2 separate regions of the Homo sapiens genome follow, and region 2 is linked to region 1. A link is an interaction called in ENCODE POLR2A ChIA-PET data of the cell type or tissue named here. Cell type or tissue: OCI-LY7. All regions are shown on one strand. Each heading gives the region's core, and the rest is flanking DNA. Links, peaks and the distances in the headings are about the cores only.

Region 1 (11,908 bases), core at 4,090-6,589:
CCAAGGCAGGAGGATGGCTTGAGCCCAGGACATTGAGGCTGTGGGTGAGCTACAATTGCACCACTGCATTCCAGCCTGGGTGACAGAGCAAGACCCTATCTCTGAAATAAAAAATATTTATACTTAAAAAAAATAGCTATATAGGACATTTTGGGGGCAAATGGGGAAATTGGAAAATGGACTCCATATTAAATAATACTTTTTTTTGTTGAGACAAGGTCTCACTCTGGCATGCAGGATGGAGTGTAGGGAGCTCACTGCAGCCTCAACTTCCTGGGCTTAAGTGATTCTCCAGCCTCAGCCTCCTAAAGTGCTGGGATTACAGGCATGAGCCACCACGCCTGGGCTGTATTAGATAATATAGCAGCTCTGAATTTGTTGTGTGTGATAATGGTGTGTGGTAAGAGAGAAACTCTGTAGGAGACACACATTGTAGTATTTAGGGCAGAAAGAGTAGATACTTGAAACTTTCCAGTGCTCCAACAATAACAAAAAATTAAACACATACCCCATACACAGAGAAAGCACAGATGGCAAAATGTTAATTGGAAAAATCTAGGTGAAGAATATTTTAATATTTTTTTCAACTCCTCTTTCAGCTTAATTATTTCCTTACAAAGTTGGGTGCAGTGGCTCACTCCTGTAATCCCAGCACTTTGGGAGGCCGAGGCGGGTGGATCACCTGAGGTCAGGAGTTCAAGACCAGCCTGGCTGACATGGTGAAACCCCGTCTCTACTAAAAATACAAAAAATTAACCGGCTGTGGTGGTGCATGCCTGTAATCCCAGCTACGTGGGAGGCTGAGGCAGGAGAATCACTTGAAACCCAGGAGGCAGAGGTTGCAGTGAGCTGAGATTCGCCATTGCACTCCAGCCTGGGCAACAAGAGCAAAACTCTGTCTCAAAAAAATTTAAATAAATAAATAAATAAATAAATTAGCCGGGTGTGGTTGCGGGCGCCTGCCTGTAATCCCAGCTACTCCGGAGGCTGAGGCAGGAGAGTAGCTTGAACACAGGAGGCAGAAGTTGCAGTGAGCTAGATCTTGCCATTGCACTCCAGCCTAGATGACAGAGTGAGACCCTGTCTCCAAAAAAAAAACTAAGTTGGGTGCGGTGGCTCACGCCTGTCATCCCAGCACTTTGGAAGGTTGAGGCCGGCAGATCACTTGAGGTCAAGAGTTCAAGACCAGCCTGGCCAACATGGTGAAACCCCATCTCTACTAAAAATACAAAAATTAGCTGGGCTTGCTGGGCACGATGGCTCACGCCTGTAATCCCAGCACTTTGGGAGGCCGAGGCGGGCGGATCGCCTGAGGTCGGGAGTTCAAGACCAGCCTGGCCAGCATGGTGAAACCCTGTCTCTAATAAAAATACAAAAATTAGCCGGGCGTGGTGGTGGGCGCCTGTAATCCCAGCTACTTGGGAGGCTGAGGCAGGAGAATAGCTTGAACCCAGGAGGTGGAGGTTGCGGTGAGCCAGGATCGCACCATTGCACTCCAGCCTCGGCAACAGAGCGAGAATCTGTCTCAAAAAAAAAAAAAAAAAAAAAAGAGGCCAGGCGCCGTGGCTCACGCCTGTAATCCCAGCAGTTTGAGAGGCCGAGGCAGGCAGATCACGAGGTCAGGAGATTGAGACCATCCTAACACAGTGAAACCCCGTCTCTACTAAAAATACAAAAAATTAGCTGGGCATGGTGGCGGGCGCCTGTAGTCCCAGCTACTCGGGAGGCTGAGGCAGGAGTGGCATGAACCCGGGAGGCAGATCGCGCCACTGCACTCCAGCCTGGGCGACAGTGAGACTCCGCCTCAAAAAAAAATTTTTTTTAATTTTAATTACAAAAAGGAAGGGTGACTAGCAGGGTCAGGAGAAAGTTTCATACAATTGATAAATTTTTTGAAGAATGGGAGCATGAGTGTGTGTTGAAAGCAATGCTCATGGAAGGGAGGAGGAGAAGGTGATTATGTCAGCCAGGGGTGAGAGGTGCAGGGCAGAATCCTGGAGGAGCAGGTGGATGGCCCAGAGTGAGGGCCTGGAGGGTGGCCTTTGCCCAGTGTGGGCGGCCACACGTCAGACGGGCAACTTGGTGGAGGGCGTTCCTGTCTGATGACTTCCCCTCTCTCCTCTACGTAGGATATGAGGCTCTCTGCTAAGAAGGGCCAGGAGAGCAATGGGGAGGTTCCCGCAGGGAAAAACTGGTGAGGTTTGTGGGTTTGTGTTGACGATCTGGGTGAAGATTGTTTATTGGTTTAGGGAGGGAGACAAGAGGAAAGATTAAGTCCCCACTCCTCCAAGACTCAGTTTCTCCATCTGTAACATGAGGAGATTGAACTAGGAGATCTCAAAGGACTCTGAACTCCTGTACGCTCATGGTCCCTTTAGGAAGTGATGGGAAGCATATACTGAATAGCACGAGCCTGGGTTATTTAAGAATTAAGGATAGCGGCTGCTCTGCCTATGGAGTAGCCATTCCTTTTTTTTTTTTTTTTTTTTGAGACGGAGTTTTGCTCTTGTCACCCAGGCTGGAGTGCAATAGCGCGATCTCGGCTCACTGCAACCTCCGCCTCCCAGGTTCAAGCGATTCTCTGCCTCAGCCTCCCATGTAGCTGGGATTACAGGCATGCGCCACCACCACGTCTGGCTAATTTTTGTATTTTTAGTAGAGACGAGGTTTCACCATCTTGGCCAGGCTGGTCTTGAACTCCTGACCTTGTGATCCCCCCGCCTCGGCCTCCCAAAGTGCTGGGATTACCGGCGTGAGCCACTGCACCCGGCGGAGTAGCCATTCTTTTATTCCTTTACTTACTTAATAAACTTGATTTCACTTAAAAAAAAAAGAATTAGGGATAGCTAGTAAAAACTAGACAATTGCCTAAGAGGTTTCTAATTGAGGATTAAAACCAATAAATACAAGAAGGCCAGGCATGGTGGCTCATGCCTGTAATCCCAGCACTTGGGGAGGTTGAGGTGGGCAGATCACCTGAGGTCAGGAGTTCGAGACCAGCATGACCAATATGGCGAAACCCTGTATCTAATAAAAATACAAAAATTAGCCGGGTGTGGTGGCATGTGCCTGTAGTCCCAGCTACTCAGGAGGCCAAGGCAGGAGAATTGCTTGAACCCAGGAGGCAGAGACTGCAGTGAGCCAAGATTGTGCCACTGCACTCCAGCATCCTGAGTGACAGAGTGAGACTCTGTCTCCAAAAAAAAAAAAAACCAAAAAACAAAAACAAAAAAACCAGTAAATACAAAGAGGCACATGAAAGGCAGACTGCTGGCCAGGCACGGTGGCTCACGCCTATAATCCCAGCACTTTGGGAGGCCGAGGCAGGCACATCATGAGGTTAGGAGAGTGAGACCATCCTGGCTAACACGGTGAAACCCCGTCTTTACTAAAAATACAAAAAATTAGGTGGGCGTGGTGGTGGGCATCTGTAGTCTCAGCTACTCAGAGGGCTGAGGCAGGAAAATCGCTTGAACCCGGGAGGTGGAGGTTGCAGTGAGCCCAGATCTCGCCACTGCACTCCAGTCTGGGTGACAGAGCGAGAATCCTTCTCAAAAAAAAAAAAAAAAAGAAAAGAAAAGAAAAAGAAAAAAAAGAGAGGCAGGTGTGGTGGCTCACACCTGTAATCCCAACACTTTGGGAGGCTGACGCAGGTGGATCACCTGAGGTCGGGAGTTGGAGACCAGCCTGACCAACATGGAGAAACCCCATTTCTACTAAAAATACAAAATTAGCCAGGTGTGGTGGCGCATGCTTGTAATCCCAGCTACTCGGGAGGCTGAGGCAGGAGAATCGCTTGAACCCGGGAGGCAGAGGTTGCAGTGAGCCAAGATCACACCACTGCACTCCAGCCTGGGCAACAAGAGCGAGACTCTGTTAAAAAAAAAAAAAGAAAGAAAGAAAAGAAAAAGAAAAGCAGACTGCTTAAGGCTTCAGAGCACCCCTGGGGGAGTGAGGAGGTGGCCCAGAGGCCGAAGGCTCTGAGATGCATGAGAAGGTGCTGTTTGGGTGAACACGGTGCGGGGTCCTTTTCAGAGTATATACTGCTTTCTCCTTGCTCTGGCTGAAGTTCACATCACACAGCATGAAGTGAAACAGCACATCAATGTGATGAACACGGTTAACACTGAAGAAACCTGTACGTGCGAGCAAATATAGCGTGAAAGGGTTCAGGGATTTCTTTCTTTCTTTCTTTTTTTTTTTTTTGAGACTGAGTCTCACTCTATTGCCCAGGCTGGAGTGCAGTGGCATGATCTCCGCTCACTGCAACCTCCCACCTCCCAGGTTCAAGCGATTTTTCTGCCTCAGCCTCCCAAGTAGCTGGGACTATTGGCACGTGCCATGATGCCCGGCTAATTTTTGTATTTTTAGTAGAGTCAGGGTTTCACCATATTGGCCAGGCTGGTCTCAAACTCCTGACCTCATGATCTGCCCACCTCGGCCTCCCAAAGTGCTGGGATTACAGGCAGGAGCCACTGTGCCCGGCCGTCCTGTTTTTTGGTGTGTGTGTGTGTGTGTGTGTGTGTGTGTGTGCACGCGCGCGTTTGAGAGGGAGTCTCCCACTGTGGTCCATGCTGGAGTACAGCAGTGCGATCTCGGCTCACTGCGACCTCTGCCTCCCAGGTTCAAGCAATTCTCCTGCCTCAGCCTCCTGAGTAGCTGGGATTATAGGCATGTGCCACCACGCCTGGCTAATTTTTTGTATTATTAGTAGAGACAGGGTTTCACTCTGTTGGCCAGGCTGGTCTTGAACTCCAGGCCTCAAGTGATCCACCTGCCTCAGCCTCCCAAAGTCCTGGTATTACAGCCGTGAGCCACCATGCCTGGCCAATAGTTTATTTTTATTTTTAAAGGGACAGGGTCTCCCTCTTTCACCCAGGCCGTAACCCTGAACTGCGAGGCTCAAACGATCCTTCTGCCTTAGCCTCCCAACTCCCAAGTAGCTAGGACTACAGGTGCACACCACCATGCCTGGCTAATTTTTAAATTTTCGGTAGAGATGGTATCCTGGTATGTTGCCCAAGCTGGTCTCAAACTTCTGGCCTCAAGTGATCCTTCTGCCTCAGCCTCCCAAAAGTGCTGGGATTACAAGCATTGTGCCACAGTGCTCGGCCAACAATAGATTTATAATATCACTGAGGGCAGGGATTGTGAGTCATCATCAGCTCCCCAGTGACTGGCAGCATGCCAGGAATGGGGGAGGTGAGAGAAGGAAGGAAGGGAGGCTTTTCGGCCTGACAGTTCAGCCAAGTGCAGGCACTGTCATGTTCATGGCCACCAGGCACCTGCCAACGACCAGGCTCTGTGCTGCCCACTTTACACAGATGGTCTCACTTGGCCTTGATGACAACCTGTGGAAGTTGGTATTATTTACTCCAAGAGGAAACTAAAGGCAGAGAGTTTAAATAACTTGCCAAAAGTCACATGGCAGAATCAGGATTTGAGCTCAGATATGTTAAACTGAAGCTTGTGCTCTTGACTGCCTGGCTGTGCAGTCTTCCAGAAGAGCACGGCATGGACTTCTGGAATTCTTGCAGCCACTCGACTCAAAAGCAGTTAGCATAGTGCTGAGCACAGGTAATAGGGCATTTGACAAATGCCAGTGACTGTAGACCGAATGATTGACAGTCTGAAAGAATGAATGAGTGAAGTGACTTCCTGTCTTGTGAGGTCTTTCTCTTCAAATGGAAGATTTCCCCATAGCCTTTGAATGCTCAATCTAATTAAGGCAAAAAGACATCAGAGAATTGCAGGGCCTTTCCTTTATTAACTGTCAAGTCCAATCTGGAGGCTGTTTACGTGCCAAGGTCAGAGATCAGTCTTTAGCTGCTCTCCTCTCATTCATCTGGCCAACCTCAGAACATAAAGTTTATTGATGCAAAACTGATTGGCAGGCTGGGCTAACGAGCTGGCGGGAACAGGGAGTATCAGAAAGAGTTCTAAGCCAGCGTCGGCTCAGCCCAGCTCCTTTGCTGTCCTAACTTCCCTGTGCTCTAGGTTGCAGGGTCGCACCTTTCAGAAGTGAACCCCAGAAGAGTAGCAAATGCTGCCTGGCCTTTTGGCAGTTCTTATGGAGCCCAATCAAGAGCTGGAGGGGAAGCAGTCCTTTTTCCTGGTTTTGTCTATTAATGTGGAAAGAGCGAGGCATGGAAGATTAGGTAGTATAGTCTTTTTTTTTTTTTTTTTAAGACAGAGTCTCGCTCTGTCACCCAGGCTGGAGTGCAGAGTGCAGTGGTGTGATTTCGGCTCACTGCAAGTTCTGCCTCCCGGGTTCGTGCCATTCTCCTGCCTCAGCCTCCCAAGTAGCTGGGACTACAGGCACCCCCCCACCATGTCCGGCTAATTTTTTGTGTTTTTAGTAGAGACAGGGTTTCACTGTGTTAGCCAGGATGGTCTTGATCTCCTGACCTCGTGATCCGCCCGCCTCAGCCTCCCAAAGTGCTGGGATTACCGGCTTGAGCCACCTCGCCCAGCAGTATAGTCTTAAGACTTCACAAATCAAAGCAATTCCCATGTAAGCCTCGTCAGGCCTGGGGGTTGTGAAGAGGAAGGTAACTGTTATGCCTACAGTTTGCAGCCAACCCATCAGTAAGCAGCGCCTGTCTGTGGGGAGCTCCTGGCAGTGCCTCCTCCTCCATGCCCAGCAGGAAAGAGGCTGGGAAGGATGCATGGGCCACATGCCTGGCTCTACTTGCAGTGCCCCCAGGATAAAAGCCAGGAGGCCGGCCGGGCACGGTGGCTCACACCTGTAATCCCAGCACTTTGGGAGGCCGAGGCGGGCAGATCACGAGGTCGGGAGATCGAGAGCATCCTGGCTAACACGGTGAAACCCCGTCTCTACTAAAAATATAAAAAAATTAGCTGGGCGAGGTGGCGCGCGTCTGTAATCCCAGCTCCTCGCTAGGCTGAAGCAGGAGAATCTCTTGAACCCAGGAGGCCCAGGTTGCAGTGAGCTGAGATCGCACCACTGCACTCCAGCCTAGGCAATGGAGCAAGACCCCGTCTCAAAAAAAAAAAAAAAAAAAAGAAAAAGAAAAAGCCAGGAGGTGGGCAGTCAGGAGAGGCAGGTGGACCCGGGAGCTGTGGCTTCTTCTACTCAAGATAGGGAAAGTACAACTCCCCTGGTTATTATCAGGACCAATTGATTTTGCCTGATCTGAGAAAACATCCTGACCACAGGTCACTTGAAATGCCCTGTAATTCAGAAACAGTGGCTGTCCACAGCAGACAGCTATCTGGATTTAAGACCCCAAATTCACACACCACACCACAAATTGTCCACTTACAAGCAAAAAATAACTAACAGCAGCCCCCAACCCACTCTCATTTTATTCCCTTGGTTCCAGGTCTCCTCTGAGCAGGTCATGTCTCCCGGTGTGTTTGCGTACAGGCTGTGGGGCTGGGGGGAAGGAGTCTTTTTTCCTCTTACCCCAGGCAGGACTGGCTCCAGGTTGCACAGAGCTCCACAGAGAAAACTGCTCACTGCAGAGAAGGGCAGGGTCCAGCCCAAGCTCTACTCTGATGAGCTCTGAGATCAGGGGTGGTGACTTCATCTTCTATCTATGGCTTGGAACAATGATGATGACCATGACCCTCCGGTTTCAGTTCAGTCAATGAATGGGGAGCAAATTGCTATTGTCAGGCACTAGGCTAGGGAGGTGATTCAGAAAGGCTCCCAGAGACCCACACACCAATCACTAAACTAATATAACACGCTAATGCTACATCTACAGTAGGGATAAAGTGTTTTAGGTACACAAAGAAGGGAGTTGAGAAAAGCTTCAGAGGTTTTCAAAGTGGTTTCCAGACCATCATCAGCCAGCCTCACCTGGAAAGTTGGTAGAAATACAAATATCAGCCCCACCCCAGACTGGCTGAATCAAAAATTCTGGGGGTGGGGCCCAGCAATCTGCGTTTGAACAAGCCCTCCAGGTGATTATGATGCAACCTAAAGTCTGAGAATCACGTAGAGGTTGGAAAACTACCTTGCAACCAGCAACCTGTTTTTGCAAATAAAGTTTTATTGGAACACAGCCATAATCCATCATTCAGATATTGTTTGTGGCTACTTCCCTTTTAACCAGCAGAGTTGGTAGTTACGACAGAGACAATATGGCCTGCAAAGCCTGATTCTGTCAAATGACTAGACTAGATTTCCCATACTAGGGAGCATAGCCTAGATTTTTTTTCTTTTCTTTTTTTTTTTGAGACAGAATCTCACTGACACGCAGGCTGGAGTACAATGGTGGGTTCTCAGCTCACTGCAACCTCCACCTTCTGGGCTCAAGTGATCTCCCAACCTCAGCCTGCTGAGTAGCTGGGACCACGAGCATATGGCAACATGTGCAACTAACTTTTGTATTTTTTTTTTTTTGTTAATTATTATTTTTTGAGACCGAGTCTCGCTCTGTCGCCCAGGCTGGAGTGCAGTGGCGGGACCTTGGCTCACTGCAAGCTCTGCCTCCTGGGTTCACGCCATTCTCCTGCCTCAGCCTCCCCAGCAGCTGGGACTACAGACGCATGCTGCCACGCCTGGCTAATTTTTTGTATTTTTACTAGAGACAGGGTTTCACTGTGTTAGCCAGGATGCTCTCGATCTCCTGACCTCGTGATTCGCCCGCCTCGGCCTCCCAAAGTGCTGGGATTACAGGCATGAGCCACCGCACCCGGCCCTGCATTTTTTTTTAAAGATGTAATTTTTTTTTTTTTTTGAGAGGGCGTCTAGCTCTGTTGCCTGGGCTGGAGTGCAGTGGTGCTGTCTTGGCTTACTGCAAACTCCACCTCCTGGGTTCATGCCATTCTCCTGCCTCAGCCTCCCAAGTAGCCGGGACTACAGGCGCCAGCCACCACACCCGGCTAATTTTTTTTTATTTTTAGTAGAGACTGGGTTTCATCTTAGCCAGGATGGTCTCGATCTCCTGACCTCGTGATCTGCCCGCCTCGGCCTACCAAAGTGCTGGTATTACAGGTGTGAGCCACCGCGCCCGGCCTAAAAGACATAAGTTTGCATGTTGCCCAGGCTGGTCTCGAACTCCTGGTGTCAAGTGATCCACTGCCTCGGCCTCCCAATGTGCTGGGATTACAGGTGTGAGCCACCACACCTGGCCTCTTTTTTTTTTTTTTTTTTAAGAGACAAGGTTTCAATATATTGCCCAAGCTAGACTCAAACTCCTGGCCTCAAGCAATCCTCCTGCCTCAGCCTCCTAAGAGGCTGGAACTACCGACAGGTGCACACCACTACGCTTGGCTCCTGTCTATGGCGGAGGTTGCACTGAGCAGAGATTGTGCCATTGCACTCCATCCTGGGCGATAGAGTCAAACAACAACAAAATCCCCTTAAGGCTCTTTCCTAGCAACCAAACGTTTTTCCATTTTGTTAGGAATGGGAAGAAGAGAGGAAATAACTGGCTAAGTAACTACTCTACATCAAGCACGGTTACAAGGCATTTTCCACCATTATTTCAATTTTAATGAAAGCTGCTCATGAAATTAGGTTTACTGGGTCACAGTTTTCAGATGAGGAACCTGGGACAGGTGAAGGGACAGAATTGGAACCCAGTTCTGTCACCATAGATGCCCCACCTGTTCTACACTGGCCTGTCAAGAATAACAATAATAAAAATTATTATTTTAGAGACAGAGTCTTGCTCTGTTGGCCAGGTGGATTGCAGTGGCACGACCTCGGCTCACTGAAACCTTCGACTCCCAGGTTCAAGCGATTCTCCTGCCTCAGTCTCCCGACTAGCTGGGATTACAGGTGCCCGCCGCCACGCCCAGCTAATTAAAAAAATATTTTTAGTAGAGATGGGGTTTCACCATGTTGGCCAGGTTGGATCTCAATCTCCTGACCTCGTGATCCGCCCGCCTTGGCCTCCCAAAGTGCTAGGATTACAGGTGTGAGCCACCGCACCAGGCCCAATGATTATTTTAAATAATAATAATAATTTTTTTTGAGACGGAGTCTCGCTCTGTCACCCAGGCTGGAGTGCAGTGGTGTGATCTCGGCTTACTGCAACCTCCGCCTTCTGGGTTCAAGCGATTCTCCTGCCTCAGCCTCCCGAGTAGCTGGGACTACAGGCGCCCGCCACCATGCCTGGCTAATTTTTTTGTATTTTTAGTAGAGACAGGGTTTCACTGTGTTAGACAGGATGGTCTCGACCTCCTGACCTCATGATCCACCCACCTCGGCCTCCCAAAGTGCTGTGATTACAGGCATGAGCCACCGCTCCCAGCCTTAAATAATTACTTTTATTTTATTATCATTATTTTTGAGACAGGGTCTCACTCTGTCACCCAGAATGGAGTGCAGTGGTGCCATCTTGGCTCACTGCAACCTCTGCCTCCCGGGTTCAAGCGAATTCTCCTGCCTCAACCTCCCAAGTAGCTGAAAGTACAGGTACGTGCCACTATGCCGAGCTAATTTTTGTATTTTTAGTAGACACAGGGTTTCACCATGTTGGCCAGGCTGGTCTCGAACTGCTGGCCTCAAGTGATCCACCCGCTTTGGCCTCCCAGAGTGCTGGGATTACAGGCGTGAGCTACTGCACCCAGCCTAATTACTTTGAAAAATGGGATCACAGGCCAGGTGCGGTGGCTCATGCCTGTAATCACAGCACTTTGGGAGGCCGAGGTGGGCAGATCACGAGGTCAGGAGTTCGAGACCAGTCTGGCCAACATAGTGAAACCCCGTCTCTACTAAAAATACAAAAAATAGGCCAGGTGTGGTGGTGTGCGCCTGTAATCCCAGCTAGTTGGGAGGCTGAGGCAGGAGAATCGCGTGAACCCAGGAGAAAGAGGTTGCAGTGAGCTGAGATTGCGCCACTGCACTTCAGCCCGGGCGACAGTGAGAGACTCCGTCACCAAAATAAAATAAAAAAAAATAAAAAGATCCTCTAGCCCAAATCCCTCCAACACAGAAGCAGTCGGAGAAGCTTGAAAAGGTTAGATGATAGGCCCATGTAGCTTGTCTGTGGAAAGAGCTAGGCTGCAAGACACCTCTGACTCCGTTGAGTGCTTTCTCTTACTCTCCTTTCCCGATTTAAGACATTAAATCATTTAAGACAGTGTCATTTGGTCGGGCGCGGTGGCTAACGCTTGAAATCCCAGCACTTTGGGAGGCTGAGATGGGCGGATCACCTGAGGTCAGGAATTCGAGACCAACGTGGCCAACATGGCAAAACCTCGACTCCACCAAAAAAAAAAAAAATTAGCCGGGCCTGGTAGCGCGTGCCTGTAATCTCAGCTACTCAGGAGGCTGAGGCAGGGAGAACTGCTTGAACCCGGGTGGCAGAGGTTGCAGTGAGCCAAGATCGCACCACTGCACTCCAGCCTGGGCGACAGAGCGAGACTCTGTCTCAAAAAAAAAATTTTTTTTTAAAAGACAGTGTCATTTGATGGAGTTGCTTTCTTGATCGTTGGCTGCAATGAAAGACCTAGCCTCACTGTCTTTTGTGTTGCCTTGGACCGGCTCTTAGGTTCTACTGCCCTAACAGGCAGTGGAGGCTGGCCTCGAGTGGTAGTCATCCATCTTGCCCTCTTTTCCTACCCTCTACCCCCAACCCCCGAGCTGCTCTCCTGTCTCCTTCCAACACTGTTCTCTTTGGGAATATGCATGTCCAACTTCCCAAGCAGTCTGGGATCTGGAGTAAGATGACTCTTGGTTTAATGGAGTTTTTCCACAGTGCTTGCATGTGCCCCAAGGGTTTGGAAGGTTGGAGAACTAACAAAAAGCAAAGCGCCATCCTGTGTCGTTTCGGCAGGTCTGTGTTCTGTTAAAATATGGAAGAATTAACAGAAGAACGAAGAAATAAGGGCAGAAACTCCACAGGGGAGTACTTGTCTAACCCTGAAAAAGTTCAAGGCTGTTGTTCAAGGTCTGAATTTTTCCCTTGAGATTTGCTTGTAGTCC
Region 2 (11,908 bases), core at 4,570-7,069, 100 kb before region 1:
AAGAACTTAAAGTCTTTGGAATTTAAGCATGTCAATGCAGTCTTTTTTTTTTTTTTTTTTTTTTGAGACAGAGTCTCACTCTGTCACCCAGGCTGGAGTGCAATGGTGCGATTTTGGCTCACTGCAACCCCTGCCTCCCGGGTTCAAGAGATTTTCGTGCCTCAGCCTTCTGAGTAGCTGGGATTACAGGTGTGAGCCACCATGCCCAGCTAGTTTTGTACTTTCAGTAGAGACAGGGTTTTGCCATGTTGGCCAGGCTAGTCGAGAACTCCTGACCTCAGGCAATCCACCCGCCTCAGCCTCCCAAAGTGCTAGGATTAAAGGCGTGAGCCACTGCACCCAGCCACGATTTTTGTTGAGATTAGGAAACAAAACCAAGTCAGAAGGAGCCAAATTAGGACTGTAAGGTGGATGCCTAATGATTTCCCATTAACACTCTTGAAAAATTGCCCTTGTTTGATGAGAGGAGTGAGCAAGAGCACTGTGATGGAGAAGAGCCCTCTCTGTTGAAGCTTTCCCCGGGGCATTTTTCTGCTAAAGGTTTGCCTAACTTTCTCAAAACACTCTCAAAATAAGCAGATGTTATCATTCTTTGGCCCTTCAGAAAGTCAGCAAGAAAAATGCCTTGTGCATCTCAATTAACTGTTGCCACAACCTTTGCTCTTGACCAGTCCAACTGGACCCACTTACACCTCTTAGTAGCCATTGCTTTGATTGTGCTTTGTCTTCAGGATTGTAATGGGAAAGCTATGTTTCATCTCTTATTACAAGTCTTCAAAGAAATGCTTCAGCATCTTGATCGCATGTTTTTAAAATTTCCATTGAAAGCTCTGCTCTTATCTGTGGCTGCTTTGGGCACAGACCTCCCAAGCTAGGGCCAGATAGGTGGAAGATACTATCCATCTGCCTTTGCCTACTCAACAGACTTCAACTTAGATGGGAGAAAAATAGATTTTCCACATCCCTTACCTGCCATTGAGGAAGAGTTTTGGCACCCATTGAGTGGAAAGTTTGCCCAATTTTAATTTTTTTCAGTCAGAATTGTGTAAACTGAATCAATTGAGATGTCTATGATGTTGGCTATTGTTTTTGCTATTAATCATCAGCCTCTTCAGTTGTGGCACAAACAAGATTAATTTTTTCATTGCAAGTTGATGTAGATGGTCTGCTGCTTTGGGTTTCATCTTCAACATCTTAACCCTTCTTAAAACAAGTTATCCATTTGTAAACTGCTGATTTCGCTGGAGCATTGTCCCCATAAACTGTGTATAAAGCATCAGGAATTTCATCATTCTTCCACCTAAACTTCATCATATATTTAATGTTTGTTCTTGCTTCAATATTAGCAGAATTCCTTTGCTTTGATAGGAGCTCTTTTTTTTTTTTTTTTTTTTTTTGAGACAGAGTCTAGCTCTGTCACCCAGGCTGGAGTGCAGTGGTGCAATCTTGGCTCACTGCAAGCTCCGCCTCCAAGGTTCATGCCATCCTCCTGCCTCAGCCTCCTGAGTAGCTGGGACTACAGGCACCCGCCACCACGCCCGGCTAATTTTTTGTATATTTAGTAGAGACGGGGTTTCACCGTGTTAGCCAGGATGGTCTCGATCTCTTGACCTCGTGAGCTGCCCACCTCGGCCTCCCAAAGTGCTGGGATTACAGACATGAGCCACCGTGCCCGGCCGATAGAGCTCTTTTCAATCTGATGTCTTATCCTTTGCAGTGCCTCAAACTAGATCCTGTTCAGACATGTTATAAAAAGTTAGTATGAATGTATTTTGTTGCAAAAAAATTGAAGTCCAGGCATAGTTTTTTTCATAATATACATTTTCCATGAACTTTTTGAAGACCCATCATATATCAAAGCAGACTAGGGCTAGATTCTGCAATTAGGTGGGCCTTGGTCCAAATCTGGGCTTACTATATAATTACCCAAGTCATGAACTCTCTCTGAGCCACAGTTTCCTCATCTTTCAAATGGAGCTAATACTGTCTATAAGGTTGTTTTATAATTAACAAGATAACACATGTAAAGTTCTTGGTACATAGTAGGCTCTTAATAAACGCAAGTAATGATTATTGTAAACTAAGTAAGCTGTATCTAACTTCTATACTTTTGACCCCCAGCTAAATATAATACATAATTTCTATTATATAGCCATTCAACAAATGTTTATTGGGCACCTCTCATGTGCCAACTAGATGCTGGGAGTATAATGGTGAGCAAGATGTTCATTGTTTTTACTGTCACGGGCCTTAAAGTCCAGGGGGCTGGGAGACGAGCAGGCAACTAGAAGACAATGTGGGAAGTGCTCTAGCAGAGAAGGACACCCCTCCACACAGCCCAGACACCCAGGCAACACACAGACAGGGCCAGATGTTCTGAGAAAGAAATGCTTTGGGGCCACTTTAAAAGCTCCTGGAGGTAGGCAGAATATAACACATAAATGAACACACATACATAATGAGAGTACTCGAGTAGTGGCTGAGACCTGGCACGCAATACAGAGCAGCTCTGCCTTATCTCCAGAGCTGGTTGGCTACAAATGAGATTTGCTAGCAAACTATTCATTAAAGCAATCATATTGTGATGGAATAACCTGAGGGCCTCAGCATTTCATATGAAGGGATTTTACCTACAGTAATGGCTAAGCCAGTAGTTCTCTGTGGGACATTTGGCAATGTCTAGAGGCATTGTTTATTGTTATGACTAAGGGGAGAAAGGGTGTATTCACGGCATCTAGTGGGTAGAGGCCAGGGATGCTGCTAAATATCCTACAATGGCTTTTCACAATAAATAATTATTTGACCCCAAATATCAATAGTGCTGAGATTGAGAGCTTCTGGTCTAGAGGAACTACTAGACAAAAGCTAGAACTAGACCGGTGCAGTGCCTCATGCCTGTAATCCCAGTTCTTTGGGAGGCCAAGACAAGCGAATCACATGAGGTCAGGAGTTTGAAACCAGCCTAGCCAACATGGTTAAACCCCATCTCTACTAAAAATACAAAAATTAGCCAGGCATGGTGGCACACACCTGTAATCCTAGCTACTCAGGAGGCTAAGGTGGAGGATTGCTTGAACATGGAAAGTGGAGGCAGCAGTGAGCTAAGACTGCACCACTGCACTCCAGCCTGGGTGACAGAGCGAGACTGTCTGAAAAAAAAAAAAAAAAAATTGGAACTAAAGCAAACTATTTAATCTTCTAAAGGCATGAGGACAATAGACTGTTTCAATCTTTTGTACATGAAAGAGCTATGTATCCTCACTGGGCCTCAGTTTCCTAATCTGAGAAATGAGATTCTTGGATTAAATAATGTAGAAAGTTCTTTCCAGCTGGAAAAAATATATGAGTCGAATATACTTATAGGATTAGAATGCAGGCCGGGCATGGTGGCTCACGCCTGTAATCCCAGCACCGTGGGAGGCCAAGGTGGGAGTATCACTTCAGCTCAGGGGTTCAAGACCAGCCTGGGCAACATAGCAAAACCCCATCTCTACAAAAAATACAAAAATTAGCTGGGCATGGTGGCGCACCCTGTGGTCACAGCTACTCAGGAGCCTGAGCGGGAGGATCACTTGAGCCTGGGAGGTTGAGGCTGCAGTGAGCTGAGACTGCACCACTGTACTCCAGCCTGGGCGACAGAGTGAGACCCTGTCTCAAACAAACAAACAAAAAATCAATTAACATGGGCTACAAGATTGAGGGGGTGATAGTCAGGTCAGTCCAAGTGCTAGTCTGTCTGCACTCCCTCACCTTCCAGACTTCCTGGAGTCAAGAGCTGAGTCCTTTCATCAAAAATGCTCCTGTATGGAGCTCCCACTATGGGCAAGGCACTGTGCTAGGTGTTAGAGGAGTGCAAAGAATGAGGGGGATGGAAAAAGCAAGGATAGCTATGAGACCAACACTAATGGTAGAAAGAAGACCAATGTCAATTGAGTATGTGTCAGACACAAGGAGAGGCACTTGGCATACTTTCCTCATTAATCCTCACTGCATTTTATTATTTATGTCTATTTCTCAGGCAAGGAAACTGAAGCTCAGGAAGCTTAAGCAGGTTTTCCACAGTCAGACAACGATGATTGGTGGAGGCCAGGTAAGACCCCCGGACTGTTTGCTCCAACTCGTGAGTCTTTTCTAACTTCTACTGCCTAGGCAGTGCCAAAAGAGGGCACAAAGGGCTCTTATGGTCAAAAGGAGGGAGATAGCCCAACCTGGAGAGAAAACAAGAGAGATTTCCTGGGCAGGTAGACACGCTAATCATTCTTTTAAATACCTTCTTACTAACTCTCCTCTTCCAGCGTACAGAACCTAACACATCAGCAGATAATCTAAAACAAATCACAGCCCAGTGCAGTGGCCTTCCAAGGATGGTTCCAATTATTTTGTGATTCAGAGTTCAATCTGAGTAAATAGCACTTGAAATAAGTGGGTTTTAGCTTGGAAATATTTTTGTTGTATATTACACTTATTGTAACGGAATTTCTGCAGTAGACATAGCAAAATTCCTTGCTAACAATTGTTCCCCACAATCTGATTGTGGGAAGACAGTGAACTAATGTTTTAGAAACAAATATGAATGTCTCCATCTCATATAGTATAACTTAGGCCTAAGGTAGCTGTGATAACTTCTACTTGCAATTTTTTGTTTTAATGGAATTTCACTCTTGTTGCCCAGGCTGGAGTGCAATGGCACAATCTTGGCTTACCGCAACCTCCGCTTCCCAGGTTCAAGCGATTCTCCTGCCTCAGCCTCCTGAGTAGCTAGGATTACAGGCATATGCCACCACGCCTGGCTAATTTTGTATTTTTAGTAGAGACAGGGTTTCTCTATGTTGCTCAGGCTGGTCTCAAACTCCCTACCTCAGGTGATCCACCTGCCTCGACCTCCCAAAGTGCTGGGATTACAAGTGTGAGCCACTATGCCTGGCCTGTTTTGTTTGTTTGTTTGTTTGTTTTTTCCAGATAGGATCTCGCTCTTTCACCAAGGCTGGATGGAGTTCAGAGGTACGATCGCAGCTCACTGCAGCCTCAAACTCCTGGGCTCAACCAGTCACCCCTGCCTCAGCCTCCTGAGTTGCTAGGACTACAGGCGCACACCACCATGCCCAGCTAATTTTCTACTTGCACTTTTAATGCTTGAAAAGAGTATACTGATTTGTTTAACAGATAATTACGGAGCATATGACATGTATAGTGTGCTAGGCACATGAGGGCATACAAAGAAATCTGGCCAGGCAAATGAAACATTAAAAGCTAAATAACAGGCCAGGCATGGTGGCTCACACCTGTAATTTCAGCACTTTGGGAAGCCGAAGGGGGAAGATCACTTGAGGTTAGCAGTTCGAGACCAGCCTGGCCAACATAGTGAAACACTGTCTCCACTATAAATACAAAAAAAAAAAATAGCTGGGCATTGTGGCGGGCACCTGTAGTCCCAGCTACTCAGGAGGCTGAGGCAGAAGAATCACTTGAACCCGGGAGGTGGAGGTTGCAGTGAGCCAAGATTGCACCATTGCGCTCCAGCCTGGGTGACAGAGCGAGACGCCATCTCAAAAACAAACAAAAAGCTAAATAGCTAAATAACAATATAAAGTAATGATTCTCAGCTGGGGGTCATTTTTCCCCCAGGATTTATTTGGCCGTGTCTGAAGACATTTTTGGTTGTCACAACTGGAGGGGTGCTGGCAGCATCTAATGGTGCTGCTGAACATCCTACAATGCACTGGGTGACACCCTACAACAAAGAATGATCTAGCTCAAAATGCCAATGGTGCTGAGGTTGAGAAATCCTGACATAAGAATTACATGCTCATTGAGTAGTGCCAACTCTTGAGTGTTATAGAAGTTGAAAGCAGAAACCCAACACTATCAACTGGAGTAGTCAGGCAAGGTTTTATAGAGAAGAAAGGATTGGACTGTGTTTGAAGAAGAGCTAGGATTTAGGAAGGGAGAGGGCCCAGAGAGAACAGTCCAAGGAGGGAACATGGACAGAGTGCTGGAGGGGAGTGAGCTGGGAGGTTTCTGGGAGCAGTGAGCAGGCCGTCCTGGATGGAGCATTCTCTCCACTCCACAGCCTGAGGGGTGGGTCAGCAGGTGACATTATCTCCACATGACAGATGAGGAAACCAAGTCACAGAAAGCTTGAGAGAGCATCCTGTGATTGTCTCTGAGCTAGAGCTAGAGGCCAGTCCACCTGTTGCCCAGGCCCAGACCTTTCCCCAGTATAATCTACTTCACCTGAGCTTTGAGCCCACCCTGTGCTGATACCAGCCACCAGGAGCCAAATGAAACCGTCAGGGGCATTGCCCAGACAAAGGCTTTCTTCTACCCCAAATCCAGCAGTCCTACTCTGGAACCTCAGTGTCTGTTTATTTGAAAGGATATCCTGTAGAAACTCCAGCACACACACACACATACAGAGGCAGGTAGAAAATGGAATCATGTTCCGAAGAGCACAGACACACAGTATGGAATACCAGTTAAGAAGAGAATCTGCTGGTACAGAAGCCACGGAACAGCTTCTGGCCGGTGAGGCACAGTCACTGTGAATGGAGATGCCAGCAAGCGTGGGAGAGTGGGGGAAAGGAGGAGCGGGAGCAGATGGGTGTTCAGCATTGCCAGAGCAGGAGCAATGGGGAGAAACCTCACTGGGTGGAGTGAAGGGGTAACTGGGAACTTCCCACTCAGACACTCCGAGGAGACAGAAGAGCAAAGGCCTGTGCGCATCTGAGGAGGGAGCAGTCAAGGTCCCTAGGGAATTCTTATACAACCTCAGTTCCTGAGGGTCTGTTTTGACTGCCAGGGGTCCCTCTTCTCCATTCTACATTTAGGGACCCCAAGGTAAAGCAGCCTGGAGCATAGTCAGAAAGGGTGGAAAGGAGAATGAAAGGCAGAATAAAAGAACAAGTAACTGGAGGTGTTTTAGGCCAGAAGGGGATGGGATTTGGGGAAAGAAAGAAGTGGATTGCCAGGGGCTGCCCTGACTCCTGTGCCAAACATTGAAGAGCTGGGTGAAGTCAGTGGAGAAGGTGCAGCTGCGAAGAGACATGCAGGAGGTGGAGCCCCAAACCTGGGCCTGTCTTCCCACACCTGCCAGCCACCCATGTCCAGGGGATGGGGGTTCATGGGAGCAAGCAGGGACCGAGGCACCAGTGCTATGACTCTTCTCCCTCACCCCTCCTCATCCCAGCAGCCCTGGCCTCTAGGGCTGAAATACAGTAGTCCCCACTTATCCTCAGTTTCACTTTCTGAGGTTCAGTTACCCACGGTCAACTGAGATTCAAAAATATTAAATGGGAAATTTCAGAAAAAAAGAAAAGTTGTGAGTTTTAAGTTGCAAGCCATTACCGGGCATGGTGGCTCACTCTGGTAATCCCAGCACTTTGGGAGGCTGAGGAAGGAGGACCATTTGAGTCCAGGAGTCCGACACCAGCCTGGGCAACATAGTGAGACATTATCTCCAAAAAAAAAATTTAATTTAATTTTAAAAAATTAAATTGTATGCCATTCTGAGTAGTGGGATGATATCTCATGCCATCCCGCTGCACCTGCTGGAGAGGTGTAATCATCCCTTTGCTCAGCGTATCCACACTACTGCTACCTGCTTTAGTCACTTAGAAGCCATCCCGGTTATCAGATGGAAATAACACAGTATATGTAGGGTTCAATACTATCTGAGGTTTCAGGCATCCACTGGAGGTCTTGCAATGTATGCTCTGAGGATAAGGGGGACCACTGTAATCCAAAAGCCTGGCTGTGTTTCATCCAGCTATGCATGCTTTTCAATCTCCAGTGAGGATGAAGTTGGGGTTATGAAGAGCTGGTGCAGTGGTGGAGATCTCCGATCCAGGAAACATCTAGGCCGAGGCTATGGCAGTTCCTCCCACCTGTGCCCACAGCTGCTTCTGCCCTGGATCCCCACCAAGACACCCTTTCCCTCACCCCCAGGGAAACAGGGGGCACCAAGAGTGTGTCTTTAAGGATAGTGTGCTCACCCTCCCTCGCTTTCATTTTCAACCATTTCCTAACCTGGCCTCATAAGAAAAATGTAAGCAATGTGCAGACTGCACATTTCTCTTGCCTGAGAGGCCCTGACATTATCAGAACCACAACAAACCCTGGCCTTCACACCAACCCACTCCTGCCTCCAGCCCAGGGCTTGAAAGCAGAGGGACACAGGGTGCTGGTGCTAATGTGTGGGACCAAGGCAGGCCCCCATCCTGGTCCCTGCATTGCCTGGCCTGGAGGAGGTGCTGCTGTGGGTGATTTTCAGTCTGAAGGGTGCAAATGGGTCAGAAGTTGTTCTGGTCCATGTTCAGGAGGGCAATTGGGCCCCAAGTTCAAAAAGAACCCCACCCTCCCTCCATGTCGCCTAAGTCCCTGCCTCTTGGCAGGTCATAGGGTACAAGCAGGCTGCTGTGTTTTAGAACAGAGGGCAGGGGGCAGGGAGGTGGAACGGGGCTTCCTTCTCAAGGTGGGAGAGAGGGAGGAGAAGGGTAGGGTCCCAGCCACATGACAGGTAGTCACAGGCCCACCTCATTCCCCCAAGCCTCCCTCCATCCCCAGGCATAGCCTCCCACTTGCCTGATCAGTCCAAGGGCACATCTGAAAGTGACACCTCCCCACCCTACTTCCAGGCCTTGAGACCTTGTTGGTTCCCACAGCTGTTCTATCTCCCTCCTGCCCAACCTACTCCCTCCCAGGAGCCAATACCTGGAGAGGAATTCCCTGTGCTCCTGTTTCCACCCCTCGGTCCTCAGGGTGGTTGTGGGTGTGAGTGGGTGCCCAGGGTTTCCTGCCTGGAGACCTGGGTCTCTTGGCTGATCCCCAGGCCCTCCTGCCCTAGGCCTCCAGCCCCATCTAATTAATTACCTGAGGCCAGGAGCTGTATCCACAGCACTGCCATTCCCCACCCCTCCCCCCACCCCCGCTCAGGTGCCTCTGCAGCTCAGCCCAGAGCCACCTGTGAAGTGGGGAGGGCAGGCAACACCTCTACCCCCTTGAAGGTACAGAGGTGGGCCTGATGACCCCAGGCCATGTGAGATCTCATTGGGAGCACAGGAAGCACTCTTCACTGCTCCTTGTCACCCTTCCATTACAAGTCCCATGTGGTTTTTCACCCTATCCCACATCAGGGCTGTGGAACCCTTGACATAATCCTACCCTACCTTCCAGGCAGGCCTAAAAGTGTATATGTGTGTGGGGGGGGGGGGATATGGTGTGTGGGGGTGTGTGTGTCTGTGTTTGTGGTGTGTGGGGGGTGTGTGTGTGTATGTGTGTGGTGTGGTATGTGTGGTGTGTGTAGGGGTGTGTGTGTGTATGTGTGTGTGGGGTGTGTGTGTGTGTTATGTGGTGTGGTGTGTAGGAGTGTGTGTCTGTATGTGTGTGTAAGTGTGTGTAGGGGGTGTGTGTGTGAGAGAGAGAGAGGGAGAATGGATGCCCTAGGACTTCTTCTCCCTGCATACACTGAAAAAAGAGAAAAGGACTTCGTATCTGCAGTCTTTTTTGTTTTTGTTGTTTTGTTTTGTTTTGAGACAGAATCTCCCTCTGTTGCCCAGGCTGGCATGCAATGGCACGAACACAGCTCACTGCAGCCTCAACCTCCTGGGCTCAAGTGATCTTCCTACCTCAGTCTCCGAAGTAGCTGGGGCTACAGGGACACACCACCATTCCCAGCAATTTTAAAAACTTTTTTTTTTTTGTAGAGCCACAGTCTCACTATGTTGCCCAGGCTGGTCTTGAACTCCTGGGGTCAAGCAATCTGCCCACCTTGGCCTCCCAAAGTGCTGGGATTACAGGCGTGAGCCACTGCACCTGGCCTGTAGTCTTGACATGCTGTGAGATACTGTCCTGTTCAATTTCTAGCCAACAATATCAAAAAGGATTCTCCTCAGACTGAGAGCGGATTTAGGAAGAGGTTTAGAAAGCTTCTGTCACCACCGACCTGCAACAGAGCAAATGTCTGTGGCCCCTAGCATCCTGAGCCAGCAGGGGAGGGTCTGGGGTGGGATATGTGTGACAAGCCCACTGCATGCATAGCTACTATGCCACTGTGTCCCTGAGTGCTGGCATGGGAGCCAGGCCTGGCACCTATCCTGGCATTGGCAGGCGGGAGGAAGGAGGCCTCGTGAGCAGATGGAGGCTTCTGCAGCAGCTCTCTCTCTGCAGGGCCCCTCTGCATGAGTGTGTCAGCTTCCCCTGCCCTGGCCCTGACCCTGTCACATCTCGGCCTCAGTTTCCTAGTGGTTTACACCCTTTTTTCTGAAGATTGTCATTGCAGTGGAATATATTAAATGCTAGGTGAGGTAACCAATGAAGTAAGTTACTTAAAAGTGCTTTGAAACGTGTCAACAACTACACAAACACAAGTCATTATTCTATTTTTTTTTTTTTTTTGAGACGCAGTTTCACCCTTGTCACCCAGGCTGGAGTGCAGTGGCGCAATATTGGCTCACTACAACCTCTGCCTCCCGGGTTCAAGTGATTCTCCTGCCTCAGCCTCCTGAGTAGCTGGGATTACAGGCACCCGCCACCACACCCGGCTAATTTTTGTATTTTTAGTAGAGATGGGGTTTCACCATGTTGGCCAGTCTGGTCTCGAACTCCTGACCTCAGGTGACTTACCCACCTCGGCCTCCCAAAGAGCTGGGATTACAGGCATGAGCCACGGAGCCCAGCCAATCCATTCTCTTTCTACCACACCTACTGCTCCTTAAATGATTCATTTACTCCACCTTAACTGAGAGCACAGTGCCAGGTGGCTAATAAATCCAATCTACCAGTTGGATAGCCTAGGTTATGCTGCAGTAAGAACAGCAAAAACCTAACTCACTGGCATAACATAACAAAAATTCATTTCTCATTTACTCTGCATGTCCATTGTGGGTCAGATGGGGCTACTCTAAAACCCAGGCTGATGGAGCAATCACTATCTGGAACCGTGCCATTAGCTGTGGCAGAGGGGAAGAGAGCTCTGAAGGTCTCACAAAGTCAATAAAATGCTCCAGGCCAGCAGTGATACCATCAATTCCACTTAATCCCATTGGCCACAACTACTGTAGTCCATGGCCACACCCAATCACAAGTGACCAGGGAATACAATCCTTTCAAGTGGCCAGAAGGCAGAGAGGAGGAAAAATTTGGTGAACAGCTTTAATGTGTACCATGTGTATTACTAATTACTGTTGATGATTTAGAAGATGCAGGGCAACACTAAGTGAAAAGGGTGCTTATAAAGGGTTGCATTATTATTATTATTATTTTGAGACACAGTTTCACTCTGTCACCCAGGCTGGAGTGCAGTGGCACGATCTCGACTCACTGCAACCTCCGCCTCCCAGGTTCAAGTGATTCTTCTGCCTCAGCCTCCTGAGTAGCTGGGACTACAGGCGCATGCCACCATGCCCAGCTAATTTTTGTATTTTTAGTAGAGATGGGGTTTCACCATATTGGCCAGGCTGGTCTTGATCTCCTGACCTCGTGATCTGCCCACCTCAGCCTCCCAAAGTGCTGGGATTATAGGCGTGAGCCACCGTGCCCGACCATAAAGAGTTGCATTATTACAAAGATTAATCCCATCCAGGATCTTCAACAACCTCTTCACAGTTGCCACAGAAAGCCTTGGTTGGGTGCAGAGGCCCAGCAACTACACAGGCCCTTCAGCTGTCCTTTCTTCTAGATTCAGGAAGAGCCCACATGGTTTATAAACATAGTTCCCATTAAGTCCAGCAACAAACAGGCTGGAAATCCAACTCTTATGCCCCTTACTCCATTCCTTGGATTCATATTCTTATTGCAGCCATGCCCTAATTCCACTTCTGGGAGTAGGTGGCAGGTACCCCCCTGGACCTGAGGTTCATCATGCTGTAGGGCAAATCATGTGGGATGGAGCAGGGAGCTGTGGGAAAAGATA

The links. ChIA-PET counts read pairs that join two places held together with the same protein. Peaks named below come from ENCODE experiments on the same cell type or tissue, not always from the same donor. Only the 100,000 strongest peaks of a DNase experiment are listed, where the experiment ranks them.
Region 2: POLR2A ChIA-PET joins it to region 1 with 5 read pairs; 3 of 35 experiments call an interaction of 5 or more read pairs at or near these places.

Annotation. Positions count from the first base shown.
Region 1 is chr7:128,518,269-128,530,176 of GRCh38, forward strand. No RefSeq gene overlaps it. Among named protein-coding and RNA genes, the nearest start is that of METTL2B, 47 kb to the left of the region's middle. In OCI-LY7, for the core only: no CTCF peak of the experiment used is centred there; a DNase peak (open chromatin) is centred at 5,213.
Region 2 is chr7:128,412,903-128,424,810 of GRCh38, forward strand. No RefSeq gene overlaps it. Among named protein-coding and RNA genes, the nearest start is that of IMPDH1, 8.9 kb to the left of the region's middle. In OCI-LY7, for the core only: no CTCF peak of the experiment used is centred there; no DNase peak of the experiment used is centred there.